Regions from separate parts of the Homo sapiens genome. Here region 2 is linked to region 1. Evidence: chromatin loops called from intact Hi-C (ENCODE). Cell type or tissue: mammary epithelial cell. All regions are shown on one strand. Links, peaks and the distances in the headings refer to the core of each region. The heading gives the core; the rest is flanking DNA. Region 1 holds the start of SHISA9 (shisa family member 9). Region 2 overlaps SHISA9 (shisa family member 9).

Region 1 (15,976 bases), core at 4,651-12,650:
GTTTCACAGATACCTTCCCCATACTTTCAGATCTCCCTATTTTGCCCCTGTCCTGGCTAAGCTGGCTATGGCCTCTGAAGACACCATGACTATCAGAGTTGGCACAGCTGATGTTGTTGATGGAGTGGATGTCCCTATGCACATTTGGAGGCCAGGAAGTCCATCACCAAGTCCTGTTGGGTCTGCTGACCTATGGGATTGGTCCTCTGTTGTAACCTTGAATTACTGACTTTTTTCCCCCCGAGACGGAATCTCGCACTCTCACCCAGGTTAGAGTTTAGTGGCGTGAAGGCTCACTGCAACCTCTACCTCCCAGGTTCAAGCAATTCTTGTGCCTTAGCCTCCCAAATAGCTGGGATTACAGGCACCTGCCACTACACCTGGATAATTTTTGTATTTTTAATAGAGATGGGGGTTTCGTTATGTTGCCCAGGCTGGTCTTGAACTCCTGACCTCAAGTGATCTGCCTGCCTCGGCCTCCCAAAGTGTTGGGATTAAAGGTGTGAGCCACCATGCCTGGCCAATTATTGCCTTCTTACTTTTATCCTGGAATAAAGCGACTGACAGTGTTCCACTTCTAACATTGAGTTCCCTGGTCTGTTCTCCATGAAGAAGCCACTCATCCTTTAAAAATGCAAATCTTGGGCAGGTCACGTCTGCTTCAGTGCTACTTCCGTGCCCTAAGGTTAAAATTCAAACCTCCTACAAAACTCTGTTTGATCTGGACCTTGGCTACCTCTCAGCCTTAATCCCCATCTCCTCCCGACCCTCCTAGCTCATTGAGAGTTTTACCTAGCTCATGAACAGTCATTCTTATTGGTAACTTAGTTTAATCATTATTTGCTATACTAGTTTTCTCTTGCTTTTGTAGCAAGTTACCACAAAAGTGTCTTAAAACAGGCAAAATTTATTCTCTTTACAGTGCCGGAAATTAGAAGTCTCAACTGAGTCTTAAGGGATTAAAATCAAAGTGTCAGCAGAGTTGGCCGATTCCTTCTGGAGGCTCCAAGGGAGCATCTATTCCTTGCCCTGTTTTTTAGCTTTTCACGTCCTTTTCCAGCTTTTGTGACTTCTGGACCCCTCCTCCCTCTTCAAGAAACATCACTCCAATCTGTTCCTATCATCACGTTTCCTTTTCCTCTTCTGTCATCAAATCTCCCTCAATCTCCTTTTTTTTTTTTTTTTTTGAGACAGAGTCTCACTCTGTCGCCCAATCTGGAGTGCAGCGGTGTGATCTTGGCTCACTGCAACTTCTGCCTCCCATGTTCAAGCAATTCTCCTGCCTCAGCCTCCCCATTAGCTGGGATTACAGGCATGTGCCACCACGCCTGGCTAATTTTTGCATTTTTAGTAGAGATGGGGTTTCACCATGTTGGCCAGGCTGGTCTCTAACTCCTGACCTCAGGTAATCCACCCGCCTTGGCCTCCCAAAGTGCTGGGATTACAGGCATGAGCCACTGCGACCCGGCCTCAATCTCTTTTTGATAAGAACATTTGTGATTAAATTTAGGGCCAACTTGGATGATCCAGGATATTTTCCTCATCTCCAGATCTCTAGTATAATCACATCTGCAAAGTCCTTTTTGCTAGGTAATAGGTTTTAGGTTCCAGGGATTAGGACCTGGATATCTTGGGGGACCATTATGACTGCTCCAGCCCACCATTCTACCTTCCTGATGTCCAGGTTGTATTACATGTATTAAACTCTCTGCCTGGTTCCAACAGGATGCTATCCTCCGATCATAGCATTTATTACATATCTTATAATTGTCTCAAGGCAAGGGCTGGTTATAGACACACCAGTCCTCTATCCTTACCTGAGCACATAGGAAAACTACATGTCCCAGCTGCCTTGGTTCTTCCATTTGGCTCATGTGACTGAGTTCAAGTAATGGAATATGGTGGGAATGATATATGCCACTTCCAGGCTAGGCCAGATATTGCCCCACTTGATCCTTTCTCACCTCCATCCACATGGCTGGAAGTAAATGATTTCAGGATGATGCTGGATTTCTACGTCATCATTTATTCTGTTAAGGCACTGAGATTTTGGGCTTGTTTATCACAGCAGATGACCTAACCTGACTAATCAATCTGTTTTCTTTATCGGATTGTAAGCTTTTTCTTATTTATTGTTGACTCCAGCCCCTAACGTAGTGTTTGGCACAAAGCGAACATCTAATAAGGGCTCGTTAAGTGAATGAGAGGCAGTTGGATTTGGGATGAGACATGGGTGTAGGAGTGGCTGGAGTGAGACTAGACGGACTTGCAATTGTCATTGTGAGAAGTGATAAGGGCCTGAACTAAAGCAGTGACAATGGAGACGAAAGGAAAGGAAGGATTCAATATTCACTTAGAAGGGAGAATTGACAGAACTTAGTGACTGTTGGGATATGAAAGTTGAGAAGCAGAGTGATGTCAAAGACTTCCCAGTTCATTGGCTTGGACATGTGTCTTCATACTGGTACACCAAACTTTCAAATTTCCGAGGGTTATTCTGAATATGTAGGCGAAAACACAGCTTATTCAGCTCTCTATGACTGTTAGTTCTTTGGTTGCAGTAGAATTCATGTGTACCAGCTTCTGAATCTGCAAAGCCCCTTTTGCCAGGTAATAGGTTTCAGGTTCTAGGGATTAGGACCCGGATATCTTGGGGAGGGGGGCCATTATCCAGCCCACCACTCTACCTTCCTGACCCCCAGGTTGTATTAAATGTATTAAACTCTCCCCTGAGTCCAATAGGATGCTATTTTACAGTCATAGCTTCTATTACATGTATTACACTTGTCTCTTGAGGCAAAGGCTGGTTGTATACTCGCCAATCCTCTGAATATTGTTGGTTGGGCAGCCTTGGTGATATGGAGATTTTCATTTGATTGTGATTGGTAGTAATGAGATTTAAGCTATATGGTAAATTGATACAAAAAATAGGCTGCATTTATTCATGCGTCACACATATGCATGCCTCGGTTTTCAGTGTAACTTTGGCTCTTTCTATCAAGAGAAGTCTCTCTACCCCCTGAATCTAGACTGGCTTTATGGCTTGATTTGGCAAATAAAATGTAGCAGAAGTGATGGGGCGCATGTTCTGACATCGGGTCTCAATAGGATTTGTGTGTTTCTTCTTTCTTTCTTTCTTTCTTTCTTTCTTTCTTTCTTTCTTTCTTTCTTTCTTTCTTTTCTTTTCTTTCTTTTTTTTTTTGACAAAGTCTTGCTCTGTTGCCAAGCTGGAGTGCAATGCGCAATCTTGGCTCACTGAAACCTCCACATCCCGAGTAGCTGTGACTACAGGCACCACGCCCAGCTAATTTTTGTATTTTTAGTAGAAACAGGGTTTCACCATGTTGGCCAGGATGCTCTCCATCCCTTGACCTCGTGATCCACCTGCCTCGGCCTCCCAAAGTGCTGGGATTACAGGCATGAGCCATTGCGCTTGGCCTCTTCTTGCTTTCTTAGGACCTGCCATGCCTCTATGCAAAAAAAGCTGGGCTAGCCTGAGGGAGTATGAGACCTCATGGAGTGGGGAAGAGCTGTCCCAGCTGAAGTGTATTCCAGGTGAACCTGGACACAGCTGGCCTGCAAGACAGCAAATGCATGAGTGAGCCCATCCAAGATCAGGATCGTGCAACTGAGACTAACCTTAGTTGCCAGCCCACAGAACTGTTAATTAAATAAAAATGGTTGTTGTAAGCCGGTAAGCTTTGGGGTGATTTGTTACATGGCAAAAACTAACTGATACATTCTGTATTTACAGGAGTCTGAGCAGAGAGACAGGGGTCTGCAGAGTAAACAACTGTGGGGTTTTCATCTAGTCTCCATTGATTCCTGGGGATACACTAAGTTATTTTAATCAATGTAGTTAGCTGGAAAATGCATGATCCCAAAACCTATTTTGGTTTCATAGCATAGTTGAAAGGAATTAAATTATTTAGATAATTGCTTAAACTTACTACTTCATTTGTAAACAAAAGCTACTGCGAAGCTCTTAAATTAGTGACCACAGACTTGAATTTCACCTTTAATAAAATGACTAAAAATTGGTGTCATTTAACCCCAATTAACAGGTTTGATCATTTTTCCCTGATAAGAATTTTTTTTTAAATACCACACACACATCCCTCATAAACACAAAACTAACATTTACTAACTCCAACGTTATTTGAGAAAGTAAATTGTGACACTAATACAATGTCCAACAAATGTGAAAGGTGTTTACTCAACACATTTTATCAGCCTTATTTTTCTCAATTTCCTATGAACCATTGAAACCTTCAACACATATTGGTATTGTTCTAGCATTTGAGAACTGTTTTTTTTTTTTTTTTTTTTTTTGAGACAGAGTTTCACTCTTGTCGACCGGGCTGGAGTGCAATGGCATGATCTCAGCTCACTGAGCTCACTGCAACTTCCGCCTCCTGGGTTCAAGCAACTCTCCTGCCTCAGCCTCCTGAGCAGCTGAGATTACACAAGCCCACCACCATGCACGACTAATTTTGGTATTTTTAGTAGAGATAGGGTTTCACCATGTTGGCCAGGCTGGTCTCGTACTCCTGACCTCAGGTGATCTGCCCGCCTCAGCCTCCCAAAGTGCTGAGATTACAGGCGTGAGCCACCCCGCCTGGCCTAAGAACTGCTTTTGAAGAATGTCTACCAAAATTCTTCCTGCTGCTTCTGAAAATGCTTACATGCGTTTAACTATGACTTCTCAAATGCTGCCATCCCTGAGAAGCCATCCTTTCCTCTGTAAATGGAGCTAAACATCCTCTTTTAAGTTCCTGTAACCTTAACCCCTATTTCTGCTAGAGGTGCATCACCTGTTTACGGGACCAGCTACAATATTGGTGGTGCTCAGTGCAAAAGTCAAAATGATTTTTCCCAGTGCCGAGCACTGAACCAAGCATGGGGCCCTTTAGAACATGGAGAACTGTGGGACTGCACAAGTCCCATACCCATAAGGCCTTCTCTGTCTCTATATTTCATCTTCCCCTGAAGATTTTGAGATCATGGAGGGCAAAGCCCTTGTCTCAGTCATCTATCTTCCTGGACATCAGCTCATTGCCTGGCATCTTGTCATCCTTCAGGTTTACTATAGTAAGAGTGACCATTTATTAAGCACTGCTGAGGTTCTACTCGCTGGCCACCCACTTTATGCAAAGTATCAATCATCTGTAACATCCCTGGGTATAGGCACCCTTCTTATTCCCGTTTTCCAGATGAGAAAACTAAGCTTGGAGAGATTAAGTGATTTATTCAAAGTCATAGATATCCTATGAGAAAGAGCCAGAACTTAAACACAGCCATGACTCTGGGTTTCAGTCAATTTTGCCCCTCAGGGGACATTTGGCAACGTCTAGCAGCATTTTTGTTTGTCACAACCAGGGGGTGCTATTGGCATCTAATGGGTAGAGTACAGGGATGCTGTTAAATGTCCTACAATGAACAAGACAGCACAAGACTTTCTCACCCACATGTTCCATACAGGGGCAGATTCCCAAAAAGTACCCACCTATGGTAGTGACTGTATTTACTGACTTGATGTGTTCGGAGGAAATCGACTTTTTTTCTTTGCAGAGCAAAATGAACCCGGATGATTCTTTTCTCCTTTTAATATTTTTCAAAGGCTCAGGAAACAGGCTGGGGCAATTTTCCAGGGAGTAGCGCTTCACCTCCCGCCCACCCCAACACAGAATTATCCACTCCAAAATGTCTATAGTGCTGAGATTGAGAAACCCTGGATTGAGGGAAAACCAAAGCCTGTGCTTCCTAAACTTCAGTTTTTAGTACCAGACACTTCACATTGTTTTCTTTATTTTTATTTCTTTATTTGTAAATACTATAATGTCTTTTTTCCATAATTGACTTTACATTGATAGACTTAAAATTATTAACTATACACCTTAAACATTTATTCCAGTGAATCCATGTTTGATGCATTATTATTTTCTTTCGAATACACATTGAAATATCTGTAAAACCATTGATATAAAAAAGATCTTTGTTGGGGTACCACCAAAAATCATCTTCCCTACCACCACCAGTCCCGGGGAACCAAACTTCATACCTAGTTCACTTTTTTTTTTGAGATGGAGTATCCTTCTGTTGCCCAGGCTGGAGTGCAGGGGTGTGATCTTGGCTCGCTGCAACCTCTGCCTCCCAGGTTCAAGGAATTCTTCTTCCTCAGCCTCTCTAATAGCTGGGATTACAGGCATGCACCACCACGCCTGGCTAACTTTTGTATTTTTAGTAGAGATGGGGTTTCACAATATTGGCCAGGCTGGTCTTGAACTCCTGACCTCATGATCCGCCCACCTCAGCCTCCCAAAGTGTTGGGATTACAGGTGTGAGCCACCGCATCTGGCTCAGACCTAGCTCACTTCTCTAAGGCTTCCCTCATCTCTTCAGGAGAGAATCAAATACATCAAATCAGCTTATTGCTTGAAACTGGCAAGGTGCTAGCTACATTTCACTTATGTTTTTTTCTCTTTTTTTTTTTTTCTCCTCAAGGCTAACAGCTGCTTAAAAACCTCTTTGAAACCCTAAAAGCCACTTGAGGAGGACAATTAACAAACCACTCATTTTGGTGAGGGCCAGAGCACATATAATTCAATTTGTTGAGTTGCTTATGAACAGTGGTTGCAATGTCCTGGTAACCAAACATCCTTTGTTATTAAGACATGGTTCCCTTCTCTAATTGTTAGGGAGTACAATTGCATTCTTTTTGCTGTGTGTACTGCAGTCTGACATAATTAAGGCTAGAGCAAATGAGATTCTTCTTTAGATATTAAAAGTGCCTGTGTTGTAAATAATAATGTCACCCTCTCTTTCATAGAAAGCACTTTCATTAAGAGCTGCATTTTAATATCAATGCGTTTGCATGAATTCATTTGGGTCATGGTGGGGGGACATTGCTGATGATTTTTAATCTTCCATGAGCTCACCAGGTGTTCCAATTAGGTCATTTATAATGCCTACCCCTCCCTGCCAGGAGCCCTGAAATAAATACTTTCTCACTCACATTTTCCATACAGGTGTTTGTTCCCAGTAAGTACCCACCCATGGTAGTAACTGTATTTACTGACTTGATATGCTCAGAGGAAATTGACTTTTTTCTTTGCAGAGTAAAATGAACCCAGAGGATTCTTCTCTCTTTTTAATATTTTTCAAAGGCTTGGGAAACAGGCTGGGGCAATATACCAGGGAGTGGTGGCCACTACAGCAGACAGGAACAGGAAGGGAATCTGGTTTGGGGAAAGCTCATGATGGGATAGGAGTTTTAAGGTTTAGAATCATTGGCACATAAGCCACACAGGGTGGCTTTCTGCTTCCTTCCCCAGCACAAGCTCTGCGCTCTTCTTGACACAAACAGGGGGCAGTCTCTGTTAATTAAAGCGAGGAGCAGCAGTCACAGTGAGCCTCCTCTGAGGACCGGAGTCAAATGTCCAGGTGACATGCAATATTTTACAGAGATTGGAAGCAGATTCTGAAATGGACTTTTCTGTCCAGATTTTGTCTCTTTTCTCTGAAGTATTTTTTTAATCAAATTTACAAGTACCTTAAAACTCCCAACCCTTGCAGAAAGAACCCTGTGACCTACTGTTCTCCCATGTCCCTGGTTAAACTCTGCCCTAATACCTGCTGAAGTGGAGTCGGACACAGAGTGGAGGAAGAGGCCGGGGTTAGGAGTTGGGCGTCTAAATCCAGCCCTGGTGGGGTCATTGCTGTCCATGTGATCTCCCACAAAGGTCTTAACCTCTGAGCCACAGCTTCCTGGAACATAGGAAGCCCGCTGGAGGGTCCCTTTCCATTTCCAATGTAGTATATAGAAAACTCCCACCCTTTATATACATAATGACAGCAGATACTCCATCATCCATGCCCTAAGTGTTCCTTTCCTCTTTTGGTTTAAGACAGAGTCTTGCATAAATTAATTAATACAACCCATGCATTTTTTTGAGTGTTTACCATGCTTAGAACTGTACCCCGGGGCTGCACCCTGCAGCCCCGCACAACCCCAAAGGCTCAAATCCCTGGAGTTGCGCACAGGGCTGGAGGGCGCAGCCATGGACCCGCAAGGCAGCTCCGTATGCCTGGGTTCTAGGGGCTGGGGACATGGTATGGGAGTCGAGGCCCTCTCCATTACACAGTTCACATCTCAGTGCAGGCAAACAGACGAAAACGCAAATACATAATATAGTAGGAGGTAGACAGAAAGTTTGGAGGCCTATTTCATGTAGTGGCTGGAGGGCAGTTTCTGGACTCAAATTTCTTGGGTCAAATGTCAATTCTGGCACTCATTTGGCAGAGCTACTTGGGCAACTGGTTTAACTGCTTTGGGGCTCATTCTCTCCCTCTGTTGTGTGGGCCTGGTACTATTACCTAAGGGAGAGAGAGTTACATGAAACCAGTCACTCGGTGGTTCAGCAAATATTTCCAGACTGTCTGCTATACGCTGGGCACTGCTCTAAGCTTTCTTGAGGAGCTGCTTTTAGAAAAAGCAAGCTTAGTGAGTATGTTGCAGGCACTGAATAAATGTCAGCTCTCATTAGCTCTCACACACCAGTGCTTGTGTTTGTAGGACTCACAAGGTGGTGGTGGGCGTGGGTTGCCAGTCATGACAGACTTTCCATACTCTCCTATTTTGGGGATTCTATTATAATGAATCTGGTGAATCTGGATTAAACGTGTTCATACCTTCCCCAGATGGGTTTGGAATATAATACTCCTGGGTATGCCCTGTCAATGTCTTGCTGTGTGTTTGCAAATCTTTTTTGAAACATCAAAATGTGACTTTTTTTTTCAAAGAGAAGGGGCGATTAGCCAAACTTCTCATTTGGAGAAAACTTGCAACAGAGTCCCAATAAATCCTCCCACCCTTTCTCAATTCAGGGGACCCTAGTAAACCATTTTACATGTCGCCCAACTTTTCGTTCTCTGAAGATGCCCTGAGAAGCCCTTGACTGCAGCCAAGTGGAGAGGAGGGTTGTGGAAACATTATCTCCTTGCAAATCGCCTAGCAGCCTGCAAAGTGTATACTTAGTTAATGCAATTAAAAAACAAAACGCCGGGGCGTGGGGAGATCTAAATTTGGTGTAGCAGCTTTGGTGCAAATCCTGTTTTGGGGCTACTGGAGTCAAATTCAAGCAGAGGAGAGAAAGAGGTGGGAGAAATGAGAGAGGGCCTCCGGGGAGCTGGAATTCGCTAGGAGAGAGAGGGCAGATTTGGAAACACAGAGGAGACGGGAGGCTGGAAGCTGAGGAAGCAAGGCAGAGCTCTGCAGCCCCCGGTGAGGATTTCCGGGGGGATCCGTGGGGACAGGGGCCAGCCAGCTCCAGAGACCGATGCGCGGGCTCCAGGTCCGGGAGGGTGGCTGAGGCTGGGTGCCCAGGCCTTGCGCTGCGCCAGATCCGGGAGCGCAGAGGCGGCGCCGCGGTGTTCCCTCCTGTGGAGCGCAGAAAACGCTGCGGGGGCGAAGAGGGACAGAAAGCGGCAGGTTCGAGAGGCTGGGGGACTTCCAAGGAAAGACCTTCCAGGACACGCCATAGCCTCGGCCTTGTTCGGCTGTCCCCTCTTACCCCCGACCTTCTTTGATTCGTTCATCCCGAGCCCCTCTCCCCCGGAGGGTGCTTATCCCTGGCTCAGGGGCTTGCCACCTGTCCTTCCCAGCTCCGCCTGGGTCCTTGCTTGGGCCCAGAGAGTTGAGCCATGCGGGTTGCGCTCAGGGCTGGAGGGCGCAGCCGGGAAGGGCAAGGAGGCCCCGCACGCCTGGGAGGGGCGATCCTGACCAGACTGCACCCAGTCTGTCTTGGAGTGAAAGCCATTTAGTCTGTCCCCATCCTCTCCGAGTCATCCTTCCCCTGATGCACAGATTTCGGCCGCCGCTCCTGCACACGCACCGGTGAAAAAGCTACGAGCTGAGCCGCCTCTGCGCTCTGGACAGGGCTGAGCCGCGCCTCCTACCCAGAGAGGGCGCGGGAGGTCCTGCCGCGGTTTTCCACCTGCCTGGAAATCCGAGCGGCTCCTCTAGCCTCGGCTGCTGCCGAGCTCGCTCCTCCCCGTCCGCTCGCCTGGCTCAGCTCTGCACGCCCCCCAGCTAGCTCCCGCTCTAGTCACCTCTTCCCCGCGCCCCCGCCCCTCTAGAGCTCGCGCCCGCCCCCCCCCACCCGCGCCTCCTCTGCCCGCCCTCCTCCCCCTCCCCCTTCCCTCCTGCCCTCCCTTCATTCCACAAGTGTCGCTTCGCTCTCTTCAGCGCACTTGGCGAGCTGGTGAGGTGAGAGGGATACTGCGAGAGGGCTAGGGGCGGCCAGTCCGGGGCTGCCGGCCAAGGCTAGGCGCTGCCAGCCCGATTCTCCTCTGCTCTCCACCCCCGCCTCACCCAGTGGCCGGCCGGACCTGCACCCCGCGCTTGACCCCGCTCATCCTCCCCCCGCCCGGCCGGGCGCGCTCCTCCCCGGCCGGCCCCTCGGCGCGCGGCGCGCTGGAGGCGAACGCGGGCTGAGGCGAACGCGGGCTGAGCCGAGCGCAGTGGCCGCCGACCACCGAGCGCCCCGCGCCGCTCCCTGCATGTGCGGCCCGCGGCGGCTCGCAGCTCCCGGCAGCAGCCTCGGCAGCTTCGGCCGCGCCTCGAGAGGCGGCCGCAGAGGCTCCAGCGGCGGCCGAGCGGCCGAGCCCGGGCTGGGAGACACCATGCGCCGCGTCCTTCGGCTGCTCCTCGGTTGCTTCCTCACCGAGCTGTGCGCCCGCGTGTGCCGGGCGCAGGAGCGAGCGGGACACGGGCAGCTGGCGCAACTGGGCGGCGTGTTGCTGCTGGCGGGGGGCAACCGCTCCGGGGCCGCCTCCGGAGAGGCCAGCGAGGGCGCTGAGGCATCGGACGCGCCCCCGACCCGGGCGCCCACGCCGGACTTCTGCCGGGGCTACTTCGATGTCATGGGCCAGTGGGACCCGCCGTTCAACTGCAGCTCGGGCGACTTCATCTTCTGCTGCGGGACTTGTGGCTTCCGGTTCTGCTGCACGTTTAAGAAGCGGCGACTGAACCAAAGCACCTGCACCAACTACGACACGCCGCTCTGGCTCAACACCGGCAAGCCCCCCGCCCGCAAGGACGACCCCTTGCACGACCCCACCAAGGACAAGACCAACCTGATCGTCTACATCATCTGCGGGGTGGTGGCCGTCATGGTGCTCGTGGGCATCTTCACCAAGCTGGGGCTGGAGAAAGCGCACCGGCCCCAAAGGGAGCACATGTCCAGGTGGGCTGCCTCCCCTTCGCCCTCCCCTCGGGGCTTCGCTCTCCCTGCTCTCTCCTCCCCACCTTCCCCCAGGCAATGGCGCTCCCCACGGTCCCCGCTCCCCGCATCCCAGCCTCTCCGCTGGGGGATGTCACCGGGAAGCCAACTTCGGCTTGGAACACGGAGAAGGGGCGCTGGGCTCAGCACAGGTGTGGGTCTGAGCGTGTTCGTGTGTGTGTGAGCGTGTGTGTGTGTGTGTGTGACTCTGCTCCCTCACCCTCTGGCCGCCTCCTCCCGCTGGTGACTGAGGCGGACTTGAGACACGTAGCCTGGGAGCCCGTGGCCCCGAAATCTTCGGGTTTGGGGAGAGGGTCCATGGCACCCCTCGGATTCCAGGTGCTAGCTTTTTGGTAAACAGGGGCAGGCGAGCCCGAAAGGGGAGGGGGGCGTGTGTGAGCCCGAGCGCGCGTGTGTGAAGGAGGGAGGGTCAGAGTGAGTGCCGCCTGCAACTCGTACGACTCGCGAAAAGGAGACGAGGGAGGTGGAGTGAGGGGAGGGCGAGAACAAAAGCCTTGCTTGGAGCGGCCGCCTCGCTTTCCCAGAGCTTCGCCGTCCCTGGATTTGGGACCTCAGCTGCCCCCGCCCCTTTACCCACCTCATCCCTTTCTCTGGCCACCACTTCTCCCTGCCCGGGGCCGTGGCCATCGCTGCAGATTGAGCCCCTTGCCCTGGCTGGCGTGGACTCCGGGGGCCCGAGCCCCCTCCTCGCGCGCCCTCACTTCCAAGCACCCTGATTTCGTCAACTTTCGGGTTTGCCTTGTTCATTATGCAAGCCCCAGCACCAGCTAGTTCCAGCAGATGGGAGAAGGCTTTGGGGGATTAATGGAGCTATTTGCCTTTTGCTTTTTTTAAATTTTTTTTATTTTAAGTGTCTAAATCGATTCGCAAACTCCGTAACTTTGGAGGCGGAGGACGCAGCCACTAGGAGCACTAAGCCCCCGGCCGCGGGAGAGGCTGGGGGTTGGCGTGAGGTCCGGGCGGGCGGGGTGGAAGGAGTGACTAGCGGCCTGCGAACAGCTGGATGGTTGGGGCATAAGCTTTAACTGTCCCCTTTCAGAGTCTGGGCAACGAAGTCGCTGTATTTTTCTCTACCCTCTCCCCACCCCTTCTTCCGCGCCCCCTCTGCCGGGGGCCTGTGTGTGTGCGCGCGTGTGTGCACGCGCTCCGTGTGATGCCTAAAAAATCTGAACAAAGAGACCCACCAAAAATAGGCAAAGGAACATCACCACCTCACTAGTAATTATTTTCTATTTATACGCAGAGTATCCGATGAGATTTTTTTTTTTCCCCCAGAGAGAAGAGATTTTGGGGGAAGAGGTGAGGAAGTTCTCGGTTTGGGTCAGCAGGGAGCTGTGGGTGGATGGTGGGGTCTTGCTGCACAGAAGTAAGCTCCGAGGGGCTTCAAAGAAACCCTGACCTACTAAAGGAGTAAAGCTCTGGCCCCGCCCACCTTCCGCAACCACAGGGTGGCCTGTCCCCAGCCCCACCGGCCAGGCCAGTCCCTGTTAATTCCCCGGGTCTGTGTTAAGATGAGGGGAGAAGTGGTCTCAGGACTGAGGCAGCGGGTGTCGCCTTGGTAGGGAAAGATTGACTCCGAGACAGGTAGGCTGCCTTGCAGATTTGGTTAACTACTGCTGAAATCTCCATCAAGCCCTGCCCTCGCGAACCAGCTCTTAAAAGAGTCCTCCTTGATGGTTGGCCTGACGGGAGGTGAGCAGGTGGGGAGAGGAGCTAACCTTTGGGCATCTGTGGGAGAAAGTGATGCTAGATCAGCCCTCTTTGATCTGGGCGTTCTGGTGACAGCTCTCTACCGGTTACCCAAGGGCCCAACTTCCTGGTCCTGCCCCCGTGCAGCTCTGCTGGGGGAAAAATGAACACAGCTGAGCGGGTTGCAGCTACTTTCTTCTGCAGGTATAGGGAGGGTCGGCCTGGTGGCAGAATCTAGGGGACCCAGTCCTAGGGTACCAGAGCCTCAACACAGGTCCTCCCAGTATACATTTTTGAGAATTCCAGAATGGAGTGGAAGTGCATACTCCCGAAAAGAGAGTTGTTGATTTTTACTGGCAGCTTCTAAGGTATGATTTTCAACTGTAACTGCTGTGTAGTATTACCTAGAATGTTTTATAAAAAAAATCCTGTCACCAGGGGTCCCACCCTAGGCTACTTAGATCCAAATCTCTAGGGTGGGACCTGAGCATCTGTATTATTATTTATTTATTTTTTGTATTTTTAGTAGAGACGGGTTTTCACCATGTTGGCCAGGCAGGTTTTGAACTCCTGACCTCCAGTGATCCTCCCACCTCAGCCTCCCAAAGTGCTAGGACTACAGGCATGAGCCACTGTGCCCGATTGCATCTGCACCTTGAAAAGCTCTCCAGGTGATGCTAATGTGCAGCCAATCGCTGTTAAGGAAAAGGAACTAATGCCTGCTGAGCACTGTGCAGGGAGCCAGGCACTGTACTGGGGTGTGTGTGTGTGTGCAAGTAAACACTCTCTCATTTAGTTCTCACAACTATCTTATGAGACAGGTACTATTTTAATATTCACATACATGCAAGAAAATCATGGCTCAGGTGAGGTGCTGTGTCCAAGATCACACAGTTAGGAAATTATGCATTACCAGTCTCCTGGTTTTAATTGTGTCTGGGACAGATGTTTTCAGATTGAATAAACATCAGGATCTGGGGCAGTGTCCTAAAATGCAGATTCTTGAGTTCTATCCACAGAGATTGTGAATCAATAGGTTCTGGGTGGGCCCGAGAAATCTTCATTTAACAACCCCCACTCCCCTAATGGCTTTGAGATAAAGTGGTCCACACTTGGGGAAACATTGGTCTTGGGTTTGGGGATATTTCACAGGGCTGATGGAGGGATAAATTAATCCAGGAGAAAGGAGAGGAGCCACTGTGAATCTCTTATTTTATTTGCATTTTTTTTTTTTTTGAGGCAGAGTCTCGCTCTGTCACCCAGGCTGGAGTGCAGTGGCAGGATCTCCGCTCACTGCAACCTCCGCCTCCCAGGTTCAAGTGATTCTCCTGCCTCAGCCTCCTGACTGGCTGGGACTACAGGCATGCACCACCACACCTGGCTAATTTTTTTGAATTTTTAGTAGAGACAGGGTTCCACCTGGCCTGGGGTTGGCCAGGCTGGTCTCGAACTCCTGACCTCATGCGATCCTTTCACCTCTGCCTCCCAAAGTGCTGGAATTACAGGCATGAGCCACTGTGCCTGACCGTATTTGTATTCTGTTGCTTGTTTCTCAACGTATGTAACTTTTCTGTGGTGCTGGGGCTACCCCAGGTACCTGCCAAATGCATCCTGGGCTGCTTACGCAGTTAATCACTTGGAGTCCCAGCTATGGCAACTGACCCAGTAGCCTTTGCCGGATTGTGCCAAGGGTTGCTCCAGTGGGTGTCAACTTGCCAAGCTTGGCATCAGAGAGGCTGCTATGACACAAAGCAGCTTCCAGGTGAAATTAACCTGCCAGTCACAGGCAGCTTCCAGGTGAAATTAACCTGCCAGTCACAGCCTCTTAATTTTTGTCTGGAGCTGCAAGGGACCCTGAATGGGGGTTTGTTCTCATCCAGACTGAAAGCATATTCTCTTGAAAGACATAAAGTATGTTGTCGCACCCCCATTATAAACTTTGCCCCTAGTGACCAGTAAACTTGGGTTTTGCTGCAGAGGCCTCCAAGATACCAGTTTGCAGGTTCAGAGTCCTGGGCCTGTGGCCTGCTTGCTTCTGGGCTAATTAGGGCTGAGAAAAGGAGAAAGACAGCAATTCCAGGAAGCGGTGGGGGGAGGCTCGCATGGGATCTCGTAAGAACCGAACAAATGCCCATTGAGCAGCTGCAAGAGCAGCCACAGTCAGTCACTATTTATTAGAATAAATGACTGCACATGGCAGCCAGCTATGGATACCAAACCATGTAGTCATGCTTTGCTTGATCTGCAAGGTATTTCTACTTAGGTGTTTTTATTTTTAAGTTTTCCTCAATTTTGTGTTGTGAGAAGTTTTAAACATACAAAAAAACCTTGAAAAATCATAACATAACTTCACTATATCCTTTATCTAGATGAGGATTTCTCAACCTTGGCACTATTGACTGGAGAATCCTGCGTTGTACGGGGCTGTCCTGTGCATGGCAAGATATTTGGCGGCGTCTCTGGTCTCTGCCCACTGATGCTGGTAGCACACACTCCACACCCCAGTTTTGACAGTGAAAAATGTCATCTAAGGGCAAAGGGCAAAACTGGCCCCAGTTGAGAACCACTAACTTAGATTGAACAATTATTAGTATTTTGTCATAGTTGCTTTATTGCTCACACACTCTTTCCATATTTTTTTCTTTCCCTTCTCCTTCCCTCCATCCCCCTTCCCCCTTCCCTCCTTCCCTCCCTCCCTTCCTCCTTTGTTTTTTCCTTCCTTCCTTATTTCCTTCCTTCCTCTCTTCCTTTCTTCTTTTCTTCCTTTCCCTCCCTCCCTCCCTCCTTCCCTCCATCCCCCTTCCACCCTTCCCTCCCTCCGTCCCTCCCTCCCTCCCTTCCTTGCTTCCTTCCTCCTTTCTTTCCTCTCTTCCCTTCCTACCCTTCTTCCTTCTGTCTTCTTCCCTTCCTCCCTTCTTTGCTTCTTTTTTCCTTCCTCCCTTCCCTTTTCTCCCTTCTCTTTCCTTCCTTCCCCTCCCCTCTTC
Region 2 (15,976 bases), core at 2,883-10,882, 290 kb after region 1:
CATTTGGAATCGTGCACTCAGTGTTAATTCACTATTTTTTTTCATCCAAAAACGTTCTGAGCAGTTACCATGGGCTAGAAATTGTGCTGGATACTGGCATTAAACCAGTAGGCAAAATAGATATTGTTATTGCACATCCAGTGGGGAAGACAGGTATCAAATAATCCTGCAAATAAATATATACATTTTATAAACTATGATTATGGAGGAAAATAATGGGTTTTATTGTTACCATTATTTTTGTTGTTTATATAATCATAATAATAATTATAATTACTATGGTGGGTAGAGCAGATTTATATGGGAGATTAGGCCCAAGAAAGTCTTTCCTAAAATAAAATTTTATATATATATATATATATATATATATATATATATATATATATATACACACACACACACACACACACATATACGAGCAAAGTACAAAAAGATGAATGGGAAATCAAGAGAAGTGAGAACATTCTAAGCAAAGGGAAGAATGTGTATGAAGGCTGTGAGGGGGGAAATCACATATTTGAAGGTTTAAATGAGGGCTCAGCTTGCTGGGGGATAGAGATCAATGGGAAAGGTAATGCCATGTGTCTGGAGAAGTTGGTAGGTGCGGGATCATGCAGGACCTTGTCATACATGGTATGGGTTTTGATTTTATTCTAAAGTGCAGCGGGAATTAGTTAAGGGGTCTGAAGCAGGGGAATGATGTCATAGCTCGTGTGTTAGAGATTACCCTGACTTGTGAGTGGTTAATGGATTGGAAGTGAGTGAGAGAAAGAGAGGTATCTCAATAGGAGGTCCAGGTAGGAAACAATGCTGGTTTCATCTAAAGAGGGGGTGATGGAGATGGGGAGAAGGGGGATAAATTTGAAAAATGTTTTGAAAGGAGAATCTGAAGGTCACAACCTTTAAAATACCCTTGAGATGTGTGTGTTGGGCAGGAAGGGATTCAAGATTCACTTAGAATTATTTTAAGGGAACCAGCAAAGAATGAAGAGTGACATTAGGTGGAAATTCAACAAAGGTTTTGTTCCATGCGAGCAATAAGTATGGTGCAAAACAGCCATCAGGTGTGCAGGGACTGACGTGGGGAGGCAGAAATCGTGCCAGAGCCAATGGTGACCAGAAGCTACATAGTGATGGAACATCTAGCAAGCTCAGAGTAAATATGTAAAGAAAATAATTATGTCTGGGACATCCCAAGTTCTAACAATAGGTTTCACCTAAGTTGCCATAGTATCTCTCATTTATCTTTGTGGGTTCATTTTTGCCAGATAGTTTTGAAAATGGGGACTTCCTATAAAATAAGTGTCATTATTCTTATTTTATCGGTGAGGGACAGGGGACATCAGAGAAGTTAAGTAACTTACCTGAGGTCACATAGCCAAAAACTCCAAGCCTGGAGCTCATTGTATAAAACCATCCTCTGGGTTTAGGAATGTTTAGCTGAAAGAAGAACCTTTCCTTTCCTCTTTGATCAGGCATTCATATCACTTGCCCCTTTTTATTTTCCAGCAGGTCTCAGTGTATCCACTAATGATGATGGTGACCGGTTAGGTTTATAACACTGAGTCAAAGGTATAAGGGTTCTATTTTTCCTCTGATGGCCTCAGTTGTAGTAAATGTTGGGATTTCAGGTTAAAGTTCATCTCATTTGATTTCTTATAAATTTGGAATTGGAGCTTATGCAAATCTAGTGTTTCAGATATACAAACTAAGATGTTTTTCTGATGTCATTGCTGTGTACTGAACCACTCTACAACTTAATAAGCAATGGACACAGACCTCCACCACTAGGTGGAAAAAACGTCAACATCACTTTGCAAAAAATGCATTTGAGAGAGGGAGATATTGTGATGACCATCTTTGGAAACTTAGTAGCTTAAAACAACAACAACAAAAAACAATCATTTTATTATCTTCCATAGTTCTTGGAGTTGACTCTGTTCAGCTGTGCAGTTCCCACTCAGGGTCTGTCACACAGTTGCAGTCACACAGTGACTGGAGCAGAAGTCACCCTGAAGTTGCTTCTCTTACATGTCTGGCAATGGATACTGGCTGTCATCTGGAACTTCAGCTAGGGCTGTTGGCTGGAACATCTACACGTGGCTATTCATGTAGCCTGGGCTTCCCTACAGCATGGCCACTGAGTCCCAAGAAAGCAAGTAGAATTGCCTGGCATTTGATGACCTAGACACAAAATTCACAGGGCATAATTTCTGCCCTACTCCATTGGCCAAAGCAGTCACAAAGTTCTGCCTAAGTTTAATAAGAAGGGCCACAGACCTCCACCACTAGGTGGAAAAAATGCCAACATCACTTTGCAAAGTCCGTATGAGAGAGGGAGATATTGTGATGGTCATCTTCAGAAAATACAATCTGCCACAGATTAGGTAACACACTTGAAAAGTGTTAACACTATGTATTTGTGTACTTAGAAACCTTGAACACTTTCACTGCAAAGTAATCCATGGCTAGTGTTAGTAATAGAAGTTATAGTAAACAAGATCTCTTCCCAATGTACTTTCTGCTCCAGCTTCGCTGATTTTCGTAAGGTTCCTTAAAAGGCATAAAATGCTTTTTCATGGTTCTTTACCTTCATCCTTGTAGTTTCTTTGGACAGAAATGATCTCCCAACTGAGAGCTTAAAGATTCAAGAAACCGTCCCTGAATGCTCTGGATACATAATTAAGTCTCTATAAAGTGCCCTATCTTGGTTTCCACAACTATGTTTTCCTTTTGTGAATAACTCTATTAGGTTCTTTTTTCATAACTACCTATTCTCATTTCAGGTATGCAATGTACTCTCATCCTTCTGAGGATGTTAATTACACTTACTTTAAGGTCCTGATCTAATTGCTCTCTTGGCTCTGTTTCCATGGATTTGAATTCTTCCACTTTTGAGTTTATCTTTCCTATTTCATGGTGTTGGTATTATGCAGTTAGTGACCATGGATTGGATGTGAAGTTTTGTGATTGTGGTTCCTTGTTGACTCTGCTGGATTTGTTAGCATTATGTTCTTGTGGGAGGGGCGGACAGAAACTCTTATTACTGGCAGTTTCTTATCCACACTCTGGGGGAGGGACAGGAAATGTCACTCAGGAGACGGTTGGGCAGGTGGTCTTCTGGGTGGGGGCAGTTTTTCCTAAGCACCCTCCTCTACCCAGAGGATTGTTCTGTCCCTCCACTCCAAGAACTCTCAGTCATAGTAGCTGCCTCACTAAATTGAGAAGCCAGATGGTTTGGGAAGAGGCAGGATGGTTTTCAATCTACTTACCCACCTATTTCCATTCCACTGCCTCACATAACTAATCACCTGTAAACGTCCTCACCTGCTTTTGTTTCCAGACTCTATCACCGCTGGGATGTTTGAGCCTATCTTCTGCAGCTGTACTTTCTGCCTCAGATCCTGGGCTATGGATTCCCATCTTAAGCTAATCCCATTTAAGCTCCATATTTCAGAGAGCTCTCACCGTTTCTGGAACACCAGCAGTTACTCTACGTTTCTAAGTAGGGTGATGTCTTTGCATATTTTTTAAAAACTTTTTAAATTTACTTTATGATTTACATACAGTAAAATTCATTCTTTTGGGGATGGTTCTATGAGTTTTGACAAATGCGTAGAGTGCTGTAACTACCGCTGCAATCAAGACACAAAGTAGTTTTGTTCCCCCACCACCAATTCCGTTGTTCTGCACTTTTATGGCCTTTGTGAACCTGGCAGCCACTGCTCTGTCTTCTGTCCCTATAATTTTGTCTTTTCCACAATGTCTTATAAATTGAATCAGACAGTATCTGGCATTCGAGTCTGGCTTCTCTAACTTAGCATGATGCATGTATTAATAACAGTCCATTCATTTTTAATTCCTGAGTGTAATTTGTTTGTATGGATGTACCACAGTGTGTTTATGAATTCACCATTGAAGGATATTTGTATTGTGCTCAGTTTTTGGCAATTATGAATAAATCCACTTTAAACATTTGTACACAGGCTTTGTGTAAATAAAATTTTTTATTTCTCTTGATTACCTAGCAGTGGGATTGGAGGATCATATTGTAAGTATATGTCTAAAAAGAAACTATTTTCCCAAAAGAGCTGTAGCATTTTACATTACCAACAGCAAGGTGCAAGAGTTTCACTTGCTACATATCCTAAATTGAGACTTGGCATTGTCAGATTTGTGTTTTGGTTTCTGTTTTGCTTTTTTTGGTATTCTTACAGATATATAGTGATAACTCATTTTTGTATTATTTATGCATTTTAATGTTTATTTTTTATATCTTTGTTTGCTTGTTCTTAGAAACAGGGTCTTGCTCTATCACCCAGGCTAGAGAGCAGTGGCACAATCATAGTTCATTGTAGCATCAAACTCCTGGGCTTAAGTGATCTTCCTGCCTCAGTTTCCCAAGTAGCTGGGCCTACAGGGACATGACACCATGCCTGGCTACTTAAAAATTTTTTTGGTAGAGATGGAGGTCTTGCTATGCTGCCTAGGATGGTGTTGAACTCTTGGCCTCAAGTGATCTTCCCACCTCAGCCTCCCAAAGTGCTACGATTATAGTCATGGACTGCCAAGCCTGGGCCATTTTTTATATCTTGATTAACATTTTTAGAAATTTGGCATAGGAGGGATTACAAAAAGGCAAGCCCCAATTTGAAACAGATGTTGCCTCTAATCTCTCTTTGTACCTGCTTTTTAATAACCTCACATGTGTTACAAGGAAATTGTTTACCTGTTTCCCTCACTGGACTCTGAGCTTCTCAAAGGCAGGAGTGAGTCTTGTCCATTTTTCTTTCCTCAGTACCCAGAATGATGCCTAGCCTAGGATGGACACATGGTGATTATTTGATAAGTGAGTTGTTCATGAATAAATTTGCCCAATCTCTAATTAGAAAGGGTTTGATTTACTCAACAATCACCACCCTGAGCATTTTCAGAGGAAAATAAAATGGCTAGGTTGTTTTAATCAAGGACTGAGTTTTGTAAAACTGGAAATGTTATAGGGAAACGAGATAGGATCTAACATTGCAGAGCACTTCCGCATGCCAAGCACTAAGGGTGATATTCTCAGGACATATCTCATTTTACCCTACCTTGAACTCCATGGTAGCGAATTGGCTGGGACAGAGAGAACATTTGCTTTGGATGAAGCTGATTGTGTCTCTGAGGCTTGTGACCTTGAATAAGTGACTCACAGCCTCCCTTTGCCTCTGTTTTCTTATCTTCAAAATGAATACAATAATGCCTGGTTTATTGAATGGGTTTGAGAATAAAGGACATGTATGTGAAGCACATTGTTGTGTGTGTGTGTGTGTGTATGTGTGAAATTGTGGGGAAAAAAATAACATGAAATTTACCATCTTAACCTTTTTTTTTTTTTTTTTTTTTTTTTTTGAGATGGAGTCTTGCTCTGTCACCCAGGCTGGAGTGCAGTGGTGCGATCTCGGCTCACTGCAACCTCTGCCTACTGGGTTCAAGCAATTCTCCTGCCTCAGCCTCCTGAGTAGCTGGAATTACAGGTGCATGCCACCACACCCGGCTAATTTTTGTATTTTTAGTAGAGATGGGATTTCACCATGTTGGTCAGGCTGGTCTCGAACTCCTGACCTCGTGATACACCCGCCTCTGCCTCCCAAAGTGCTGAGATTACAGGTGTGAAGCCACCGTGCCCAGCCATCCATCTTAACCATTTTTAAGTGTACATTTCCGTAGAGTTTAGTACATTCGCATTGTTGTGCAACCAATTTCCAGAACTTTTTCATCTTCCCAAAATGAAACTCTGCATTGCTGAATAATAAATCCCAATCCCCGCTTCTCCAGCCCCTGGTAACCATTCTACTTTCCATCTCTATGAATTTGACTACTCCAGGGACCTCACAGAAATTAAATCATACAGTATTTAGTCTTTTTGTGACTGGCTAATTTCACTTAGCATAAATAATGTTGTCAAGATTTGTTCATATCATGGCATGGGTCAGAGCTTCCCTCCTTTTAAAGCTCAATTGTATTCCACTGGATGAGCAGACTACATTTTGTTTATCCATTCATCTGTCGATGGACACGTGGGTTGCTACCACCTCCTGGCTGTTGTGAAGAGTGCTGCTGTGAACACGGGTCTACAAATACCACTTCGAGATACTGCTTTCAGTTCTTTGGTTGACCTCTGTTTCACATGCAGCAGCACTGACTTCCCCGTTTCCCCCATTCCATGTGCCCTAGCAGACTCTGGAAGGCTAATTAATTTGCCTATGGCCTGACAACTTATGCATTGCTGGGGCAGGATTGCAACCCAAGTTCTCTGGCTCTGCATGACCCATTCTGTCTTCACAGCCTCACTATCTGAAAACTTCTCAGGAGGTAGGATTGGCACCTTGAGGGACAGAGAAGGCTTCTTTTCTTTTCTTTTCTTTTTTTTTTTTTTTTTTTTTTTTGAGGCAGAGTCTTGCTCTATCACCCAGGCTGGAGTGCAGTGGCACAATCTCAGCTCACTGCAGCCTCCACCTCCTGTGTTCAAGCGATTCTCCTGTCTCAGCCTCCTGAATAGTTGGAACTACAGACGTGCACCACCACACTGGGCTAATTTTTGTATTTTTAGTAGAGATGAGGTTTCCCCATGTTGGCCAGGCTGGTCTCAAACTCCTGATGTCTAGTGATCCACCCACCCCTGCCTCCCAAAGTGCTGGGATTACGGGTGTGAGCCATTGCGCCCAGCCCATCTGGGGAACTTTTGAAGGTCTAGAAAAGAGTAAGACTGATGATAGTGACCTTTGCTGTGAATTTCATAACCATTCACTTATACTTTTTCTGATAGATCCTTAAAAATGAAATTTCAAAGCAAAATGGGGAGATTTGCACCCTAACTTCAGTGGGGTTGTGAGTGGACAAAATGTACAAGGTTGTCGACAAAGTAGCATGCTTCCACACGTTGACCATGTGCAGCTTCAACCTAGATGATGCACAGTGAACATTTCATGAATAAAGCCTGATATGGGATTGTCTACAGGTTCCTCCAACCCCTGAGTAGAGATGTTCCCTCCTAGAGACTTGCTGTAGATCACGTTTCATCCTCCAACCGTGGGGGAAGTGTGCTGTGTTATTACCTGATCAATGTAGTATCTTTATTTTGGGGGAAAAGCTGAGCCTCATTTTTCTCATTTGTTATATTGCTTTCCTTTTGTGTGGTCATTTGCTGTCCCAGGCATCAAATGGTCCATAAACAAAACACTTACCCACTGCACACACACTCCAAAAAAGAGCAAACAAATTTCAGAGCAACCAAAATGTTGTTGCTAACCCAGTCCATGAAAGCTCATGCATTTTTCTTGGAGCAATGTCTGACTTTTAGGTAAAGCACCTTGCAAACTGCCTTGACACAGCAGGTGCCTGCAAAACATTTTCTTTTTCTCTTCCTTTCCTGGGTTAGAATTCAGATCCAGTAAGGAGTGAGGCTAAGTACTGGAAATGGAATGATGAAGGAGATGGACATCCGTCCTGACCTCAGAAAGGTGTGGGGAGGCTGGGCACAATGGCTTATGCCTGTAATCCCAGCACTTTCAGAGGCCAACGTGAGAGGATGGCTTGAGCCTAGGAGTTCGAGACCAGCCTTGGAAACACAGCAAGACCCCGTCTCTACAAAAATAAAAAAATCAGCCAGGCATGCTGGTGCATGTCTGTAGTCCCAGCAACTCAGGAGGCTGAGGTGGGAGGATCACTTGAGCCTAGGAAGTCGAGGGTGCTGTGAGCTATGATTGCGCCACTGCACTGCAGCCTGGGTGACAGAGCAAGACCCTGTTTCAAAAAAAAAAAAAAAAAAAAAAGGTATGAGGAAAACAAGAATTGAAAATAAATGAAAGTATTAATGTGAGTAAGGAAGAAAAGGAAAAGGAATGTTACAATATAATATTATATTGAAGTCCTATCACCCAGTACCCCCAGAATGTGACTTAACTGCAGATGCAATTAGTTGAGATGAAGCACACTGGAGTAGGATGAGTCCCTAATCCAATATGACTGGTCTCCTTATAACAAAGGGAAATTTGGATGCAGACACACACAGAGAATGCCATGTGAAGACAGAAGCAGAGATCCCCAAGCCAAGAAATGTCAAAGGTTGCCAGGTAACCATCAGAAGCTAGGAGAGAATCATGGAGAACCCTCCCAAGGAACTATCCCTGCTAATACCATGACCTCAGACTTCTAGCTCTGGGGACTGTGAGATTATAGATATATTTCCATTGTTTAAGCCACTCCATTTGTTGTTCTCTGTTATATTACCTTAGCAGATGAATACAGGGAGCTACAGGGGTATTTAGTGAGGGGATGAAGATTAGGGAGGTCGGTTGGTGGGCATGGTAGAAGGAAGATGCTCAAGGCAGAAGGAAGTTTCATTCCATAGAGGTGGCTCAATGCTGAACCTCCAGATTCTTCCTGATATGTGCTAGGGGCAGCTTAGCTTGACGGAAGAAACATCGATGTTGCCATCACACAAACCTGGCATCGAATCCTGATGTTGTTACAACATGCTGTGTGACTTTGGGAAAGCCACTCAACTTCTCTGAGCTTTGGTTTCCTTCTTTGTAAAATAGAATTGTTATACTTAGAGATATGAGGGTAAAAAGTTTTTACGTGGTTAATGTGCCTTTTTATTTGGCCTTTCTGAGTACACGACTTTTGTCTGAGTTAGCCTGTGGTAACCATCTGCTTTGGAGAGAAAGGAGAGAGAACGATGTGGAAGGCATGTGTTTAAGCTGAGACCTGAAAGATGGCTCAGAGTTAGTTTGGGGAAAACATAAAGGAGAGCAGAGGATTTTACAGAAGAAAACTGTATTTTTACATATGGTTAATTGTTACATGACAATTTATCCTAACGAGCTTGAGTATCTGGTTTCTAATTTCCTAACACATTAGAACTGCGAGTAAAGAAGGCTGCCTCTCACTATGTGGCTGGTAAAACAGACTGACAATGATGGAAGACAAAGGAAGACTACACGATAGAAGGAATTAGGAGGAGAGGGACGCAGAGGGAGGAGAAGAGAAGGGGCAGAAACTAAACAGCCATAGTAGGCTGGGGCTATTGAGTGAAGGGGCAAACATCTCCTGTTAATAGTATCTCATTAAATTGGATGAAGTGGCTGCTGTGGGCATAAAACACCCTTTAGTCTTTTTTTTTTTTTTATGCTTTAAGTTTTAGGGTACATGTGCACGTTGTGCAGGTTAGTTACATATGTATACATGTGCCATGCTGGTGCGCTGCACCCACTAACTTGTCATCCAGCATTAGGTATATCTCCCAATGCTATCCCTCCCCCCTCCCCCTACCCCACAACAGTCCCCAGAGTGTGATATTCCCCTTCCTGTGTCCATGTGTTCTCATTGTTCAATTCCCACCTATGAGTGAGAATATGCAAAACACCCTTTAGTCTTTAGAATGATGATGGTGAGCCACCAAGGGTGAGTTATGGGACGTTAGGGATGTTCTGTTTCAGAACTGATAACAATACATTGTGGTTTCTTCGTCCACATATACATGATGCTACTTCAAATCAAAATGGAACTCCTCCTCTTCTTTTTGCTGCCTTTGAAACTCTTGCAGAATACAGATGAGCAAGGCCCCCTGCCTTCTAAAACTGGATTAGGTGGCCCTCTCTTGTGCTTGCGCGGGAACCTCTGTTTTGCTGCTTCACATCATTCACCGTTGCTGGTTGCAACTAGTTCTTCATGTATCCCGCCATGCTGCGGATCTGCCTCCTACCCTAGACTGTTATCTATTTGCAGCACAACCGGGATTTTGAAATGAATCTCTGTCCCCCAGAGCCTGCATAAAAACTGGCTGAAAGTGAGCATTAAATAAATATTTAACAACTCTAGTTTTAAAATATTTCCATCCTAAATGGTTCAAATTTTTTTTTTAAGTTTTCATGCTCAAACATATAAACTCTTGGGTAACACCAATGCCTCATTTTCCAAAGGTTTTATGATTATATATGTGTTTTTTTTTCTTTATTGCAAATTCCTGCTGGTCTCTCTGCCACCAAGATTCAAAAAGATTCAATTCTCCTTCTACATAAACCTTTTCTGATGTAAGCCTAGGCTGCTATATTCTCTTTTGACAAATTCAGGGTAATTTTGAGTTGGATTGGATACTTCTTTTTTCCTTGCTTGTGGACAGAAAAAAACCTACATGGTATTTCAAACCATAATTTTAAGGATTTCCCTCAAAAAGGTTGCTGGCATAAAGATTTGGAAAGGTTAGAAAGAAAAACAGTGCTAAAAGCCAGAGCTCTGTTCTGATTTCTGAATGTCTATTCTCCTTTTTTGTTCTTATGAGACTAACTAGTGCAATTGGCCCCAGCAGGGACATCTCCTGCCCATTCCCTGTCATTAGTCTGGTTTTGAGGCAATGGAACAATCTAGACTATGTCCAAGAATTCTGAGCCCAGAGAGGACCTTATGGAAACCTAACATCCTCTTTTCCTCATGGCCACCTGTTATGTTGTCTTGGCTTTCTAAACAATTGGAGGCAATCAAGCAAGCTTTAGCTACCATATGTTGGGTGCTTACTATGTTTCAGTGCGTTGCTAAGCATGATGATCATAATGTATTTGAACCTCACAGTGACCCCATGAGGAAGCTGTTATGGTCCCAATTTAGAGCTTAGAAGACTGAGGCTTATATAGGCTTTATAAGACACCCAAAGATGCTGTTGGTAAGTGGAAGAGCAAAAATTTGAGTCCAAAATGGACTGACTAAAAACTCCATTCTTATTTCATTATGTTGTCCTGGATCGTGCTGTCTGTGGAGAGAGAGATGGCTGAGGCCACATCATAGGGTATAGAAGGTGTGTTGCAAACAGTGGAGATGAAGAATGTCCCTGGGCAGGACCAGTGTGGCCTCATGGGCTAGGCAAAAGCATGGTCCCTCTTGAGTATTGAAAGCTTTAGTAGAATTTTATACAAAAAAGACACCAGTACTTGTATGTTCATCGCAGCACTATTCACAATAGCAAAGTTATGGAACCAATGAAGTGGAAGGAGTGAGGGTTGGAAACTGTTGATGTGCTCATCAACAGTTGACTGGATAAAGAAAATGTGGTATATACACACTATGGAATTCTATGCAGCCATGAAAAAGAATGAAATCATGTCCTTTGCAGCAACATGGATGGAGCTGGAGGCCATTTTTCTAAGTGAACTAACTCAGAAACAGAAAATAAAATACTGCATGTTCTCACTTATGGATGGGAGCTAAACAGTAAGTATGCAGGGACATGAAGATGGAAATCACAGATACTAGGGACTGCAAAAGGGAGGTGGATGGGAAAGGAGTGAGTGTTGAAGATTACCTTTCAGGTACAATGTTCACTATTTGGGTGATGGCTACACTAGGACCCCGACCCTGACCTTTATATAATATGCCCATGTAACAAATATGCACAAATATGTATCTAAAATAAAATAAAATTTGAAAAAGAAAGCTTTGGAAAAATTTTATGAAATTCTTTAGTAAGTGGTATAAGAGCTGGGAATCGTTAACCAAGCACAATGCCTGGAACACCATAGACACTAAAATATGTGAGGAAGAATGGATGGATGAACCAAGCTGAAGAGGCAAGCACATAGGTAGGTTCCACCAGGAAGCAGGGTATTTCTAATTTGGGAGGAAACTTGTTTATTATCTGCATAGAACAGTAAGTTCTGTTCTCTGGATAGAAGAAACAGGCCGAGGCGGGTGGATCACGAGGTCAGGAGATCGAGACCATCCTGACTAACACGGTGAAACCCCATCTCTGCTAAAAATACAAAAAATTACCCGGGCGTGGTGGCACGCACCTGTGGTCCCAGCTACTTGGGAGGCTGAAGCAGGACAATCACTTAAACCCCAGAGGTGGAGGTTGCAGTGAGCTGAGATAGCACCATTGCACTTCAGTCTGGGCTACAGAGCAAGACTCCATCTCAAAAAAAAGAGAAGAAGAAGAAAGAAGGAGGAGGAGGAGAAGAGGAGGAAGAAGAGGAGGAAGAGGAAGAAGAAGAAGGAGGAGGAGGAAAAGAAGAAGAAGGAGAAGAAGAAACAAAAAAGCATAGATCTGGCCAGCAGTTTTCTCATCTGACTGGGAAATTTTGCAGGAAGAAGGAAGTTATTCAAGACAGAAGGAAGTTTCTGTCCACAGAGGTGGTTCAATGCGTGGTTCAATGCTGAACTTCCAGGCTCTTCTTGATCCATTCTGGGGGCAGCCTAGCTTGGTGAAGGAAACATTAGTTTTGCCAACAGACAACCTTGACATCAAATCCTGATACTGTTATAACATGCTGTGTGGCTTTGGGCACTCAACCTCTCTGAGCTTTGGTTTCCTTGTTTGTAAAATAGGATGGTTTAACTTAAGAGATGTGAGGGAAAGTTGTTTTTACATGGTTAATGTGCCTTTTCCTTTTTATTTGGCCTTTTTATTTTTTAGATGGAGTCTTGCTCTGTTGCTCAGGCTGGAGCACAGTGGCATAATCTCAGCTCACTGTGACCTCTGCCTCCTGGGTTCAAGCGATTCTCCTGCCTCAGCCTCCCGAGTAGCTGGTATTACAGCTACCATGCCCGGCTAATTTTTGTATTTTTTAGTAGAGATGGAGTTTCTCCATGTTGGTCAGGCTGGTCTCGAACTCCTGACCTCAGGTGATCCACCCGCCTTGGACTCCCAAAGTGCTGTGATTACAGGCATGAGCCACCGCGCCTGGCCAATTTGGCCTTTCTGAGCACATGACTTTTGTCTGAGTTAGCCTGTGATAACCATCTGCTTAGGAGAGAAAGGAGGGAGAATGAAGTGGAAGGAAACCCAGTCCACACAACTGTGTAGGGCCCATTGCCCCATAGTGGCAGGTTCTGTGGTAAGACCCCAGCTCTTGGGGTATCTGGTATCTCAGAGTTATTGGGGAGTGCCAACCAGGCAACCTTTTGGTTAGATTATATCCCTCTGTTTCTTAACTGGCTCAGCTGCCCTGTGACAGCTCAGAGCTTCACTATGAGCTCCTGCTAGAGTCTCAGAGGAAGCAGGACAAGAGACTCCTGCCTCAAGCATTTCCCACAACTCATCCAACATTCCTCCCCTACCCTGCATCTGAAACCCAAAGAGGGAAAGTCGGTGACATGATCTTAGTCTTCCTCCTCTCTCTTTCTTTTCCTTCTCACATCCCCCCAAGAACTGGAGGAGTCAGACATCCCATCCCATTCCTCTCTGGTCCATTCTTGTAAAAATCCTGTGGTCTTGCCAACCAAGTGCGGTCCTTAATATGCCGAAAGGTGGAGATTAAAAAAAAAAATTAGAACAAAACACCTTCCAAAGACAAATGTCTTCCAAATGTGCGTGACTTCACATTGTATTACTGTCTGGCTGCCAAATCATTTCTGAATGTTAGAGATTTGAATATTACCTCCTTCAGCAGCAATAAGGAAGTGCCTAAGTCCACAGATTCTAGAGTCAGACTGTCAGGTTCAAAGCTTGGCTCTGCTGTTTCCAGTGATGTAACTTTGGGCCAAACCTCTCTGTGCCTTGGTTTTCTCCTCTACAAAATGGAGTTGATAATAGTATCTCATAAGGATGCCTGGGATAATTCGATTAGCTAGTATATGGAATAGTGTGGGGTACCTCATAACCCCTTTATGTTTATTATGTATACAAGTGTGTCTTCACCTTCCTCATCATTATCAATATCATCATTTTTTGTGTTACTTCTGTAATAAATCTCAATTCCTCAACCCTACCCAGGCATATGGAAGTCATGGGCCATCCAGAGCCAAGCCCACACACTCAGGAAGACAAGAAGAGAAAAACACATTAAAAACTTAAAAAATACATAGTCCATAAGCACTGTGTTCTAGTTGATAAAGTTGTGTCCCATGAGGATATGGGTTAACAATTCTGATATTGCTATAATTATGTACTGGAATTGAACAAGTAACAAATGGATGGTGGATAATGGGAGCCAGGTTTATTATTCTTGGAGTGGGAGGTTACAGATAATCGAGGGAGGAAGCTAGAATGATTCATCTGACAGTGAGTTAGAGTTGGAGACATCAGGATGACTTCATGCTTAGGTCAATATAGACACGGATAGTTGCTTCTGTAAATTTTTGTAGATATGTGTGTATATACATATATTAGCATACATATCTAAATTCCCTTACCTTGTCAGCATAGAGGGAGTAGAAAAAACCAGCACACCTGGCACCTAGATTTTGGTTTCTAATATTATTCTCCAATAAAATGAACCAGGCTCCTTGAAGAAATGGTTGATTCTTGGACCAGGATAACAAATCTATACAAGATGAGCCTGGGGAATCTTGTATTGCCAGAAAGTTAGAAAGTTTAAAAATGAGGGGAATCTGTCAAAGGAGACAATTGAAATAGTTTCCGATTCCCAAATTTGGAACAATCTGAGCAACAAAACAAAATAAAGTGGTAGTGGATTATAACCCAAGGTATAAAATACATATCCATGTGTCTACACTGATATGAATACATGATTGAATCAATACATAAATGAGGAAGAAGAGACAAATCTTCCATGAGGAATAATTCCAAATAGTTTATGTAGATATTTCTTCCACTCAAGGAGGTAGAGCATAACCCCTACTCCTTAGATACGGTGTGAATGGCACACAGTGACTTCTTTCCAAAGAGTAAAATGTGAAAAAAGGGGAAAATAGAATAATTTTATAGAGGAGAAATCTGTCCAACACTTCCTAAGCCAGGCAATAGTTTAACATCAATAGCGATGAGTCATTATAGTACATATTTTTGCTATGTTATGAGAATGTCACTTTACCTCAGTGATTCCCCTCACTCCCAAACCCATAACCCCAATCTAATCATGAGAAAAATATGAGACAAATTCCGTTTGGCCAGGCGTGGTGGCTCACGCCTGTAATCTCAACACTTTAGGAGGCTGAGGCAGGCAGATCACCTGAGGTCAGGAGTTCAAGATCAGCTTGGCCAACATGGTGAAACCCTGTCTCTACTAAAAATAAAAAAATTAGCCAGGTGTGGTGGTGTGTGCCTGTGGTGCCAGCTACTCGGGAGGCTGAGGCAGGAGAATCGCTTGAACCCGGGAGGCAGAGGCTGCAGCGAGCTGAGATTGCACCACTGCACTCCAGCCTGGGGGACAGAGCAAGACTCTCTCTCAAAAAAAAAAAAAAAAAAAAAAAAAAAAGGCCAGGTGTGGTGGCTCACGCCTGTAATCCCAGCACTTTGAGAGGCTGAGGTGGGCGGATCACGAGGTCAGGAGATTGAGACCATCCTGGCTAAGACGGTGAAACCCCGTCTCTACTAAAAATACAAAAAATTAGCTGGGCGAGGTGGCGCGTGCCTGTAGTTCCAGCTACTCGGGAGGCTGAGGCAGGAGAATGGCGTGAACCCAGGAGGCGGAGCTTGCAGTGAGCCGAGATTGCACCACTGCACTCCAGCCTGGGCGACAGAGCGAGACTCCGTCTCAAAAAAAAAAAAAAGAAAGAAAAAAAAAAGTCCATTCTACAAGATATCTGACCCTGTACCCCTCAAAACTGTCAAAGTCATCAAAACAGGGAAAGTCTGAGAAACTGTCACACGCAAGAGGAATCTAAAGAGATATGACTAAATTCTAAGTTTAATATGGTACCTAGATATTTTGAAACAGAAAAGATGGACATTAGGTAAAAACTAAGGAAACTCAAATAAAGTGTGGGCTTTAGTTAATAGTAACATATCAAAATTGATTCATTCACTGTGACAAATATACCACACTAATATGTTAATAATAGGGAAACTGGGTCTGGAGGATACAGGAACTCTCTGTACTATCTTTGCAGTACTTTTGTAAATCTAAAACCGTTTCATAGTAAAGAGTTTGTTTAAAAAATTTATTGTTTGAGGCCAGGAGCGGTGGCTTACGCCTGTAATCCCAGCACTTTGGGAGACTGAGGCAGGCAGGTCACCTGAGGTCAGGAGTTCAGGACCAGC

What was found. Peaks named below come from ENCODE experiments on the same cell type or tissue, not always from the same donor. Only the 100,000 strongest peaks of a DNase experiment are listed, where the experiment ranks them.
Region 2: it touches region 1 in a loop (4-fold over the local background); 2 of 110 quality-filtered maps call a loop at or near these places.

Annotation. Positions count from the first base shown.
Region 1 is chr16:12,891,382-12,907,357 of GRCh38, forward strand. It overlaps SHISA9 (shisa family member 9), which reads left to right and starts at 10,217. Exons shown (of 5, transcript NM_001145204.3): 1 at 10,217-11,246. The coding sequence starts at 10,684. In mammary epithelial cell, for the core only: CTCF peaks have their summits at 5,383, 7,358 and 8,344; DNase peaks (open chromatin) are centred at 5,390, 8,360 and 9,990; H3K4me3 peaks cover 2,947 bases; H3K27ac peaks cover 708 bases.
Region 2 is chr16:13,180,925-13,196,900 of GRCh38, forward strand. The region is part of intron 2 of SHISA9 (shisa family member 9); the gene reads left to right. Among named protein-coding and RNA genes, the nearest start is that of SHISA9, 290 kb to the left of the region's middle. In mammary epithelial cell, for the core only: a CTCF peak has its summit at 6,068 (motif pointing left); no DNase peak of the experiment used is centred there.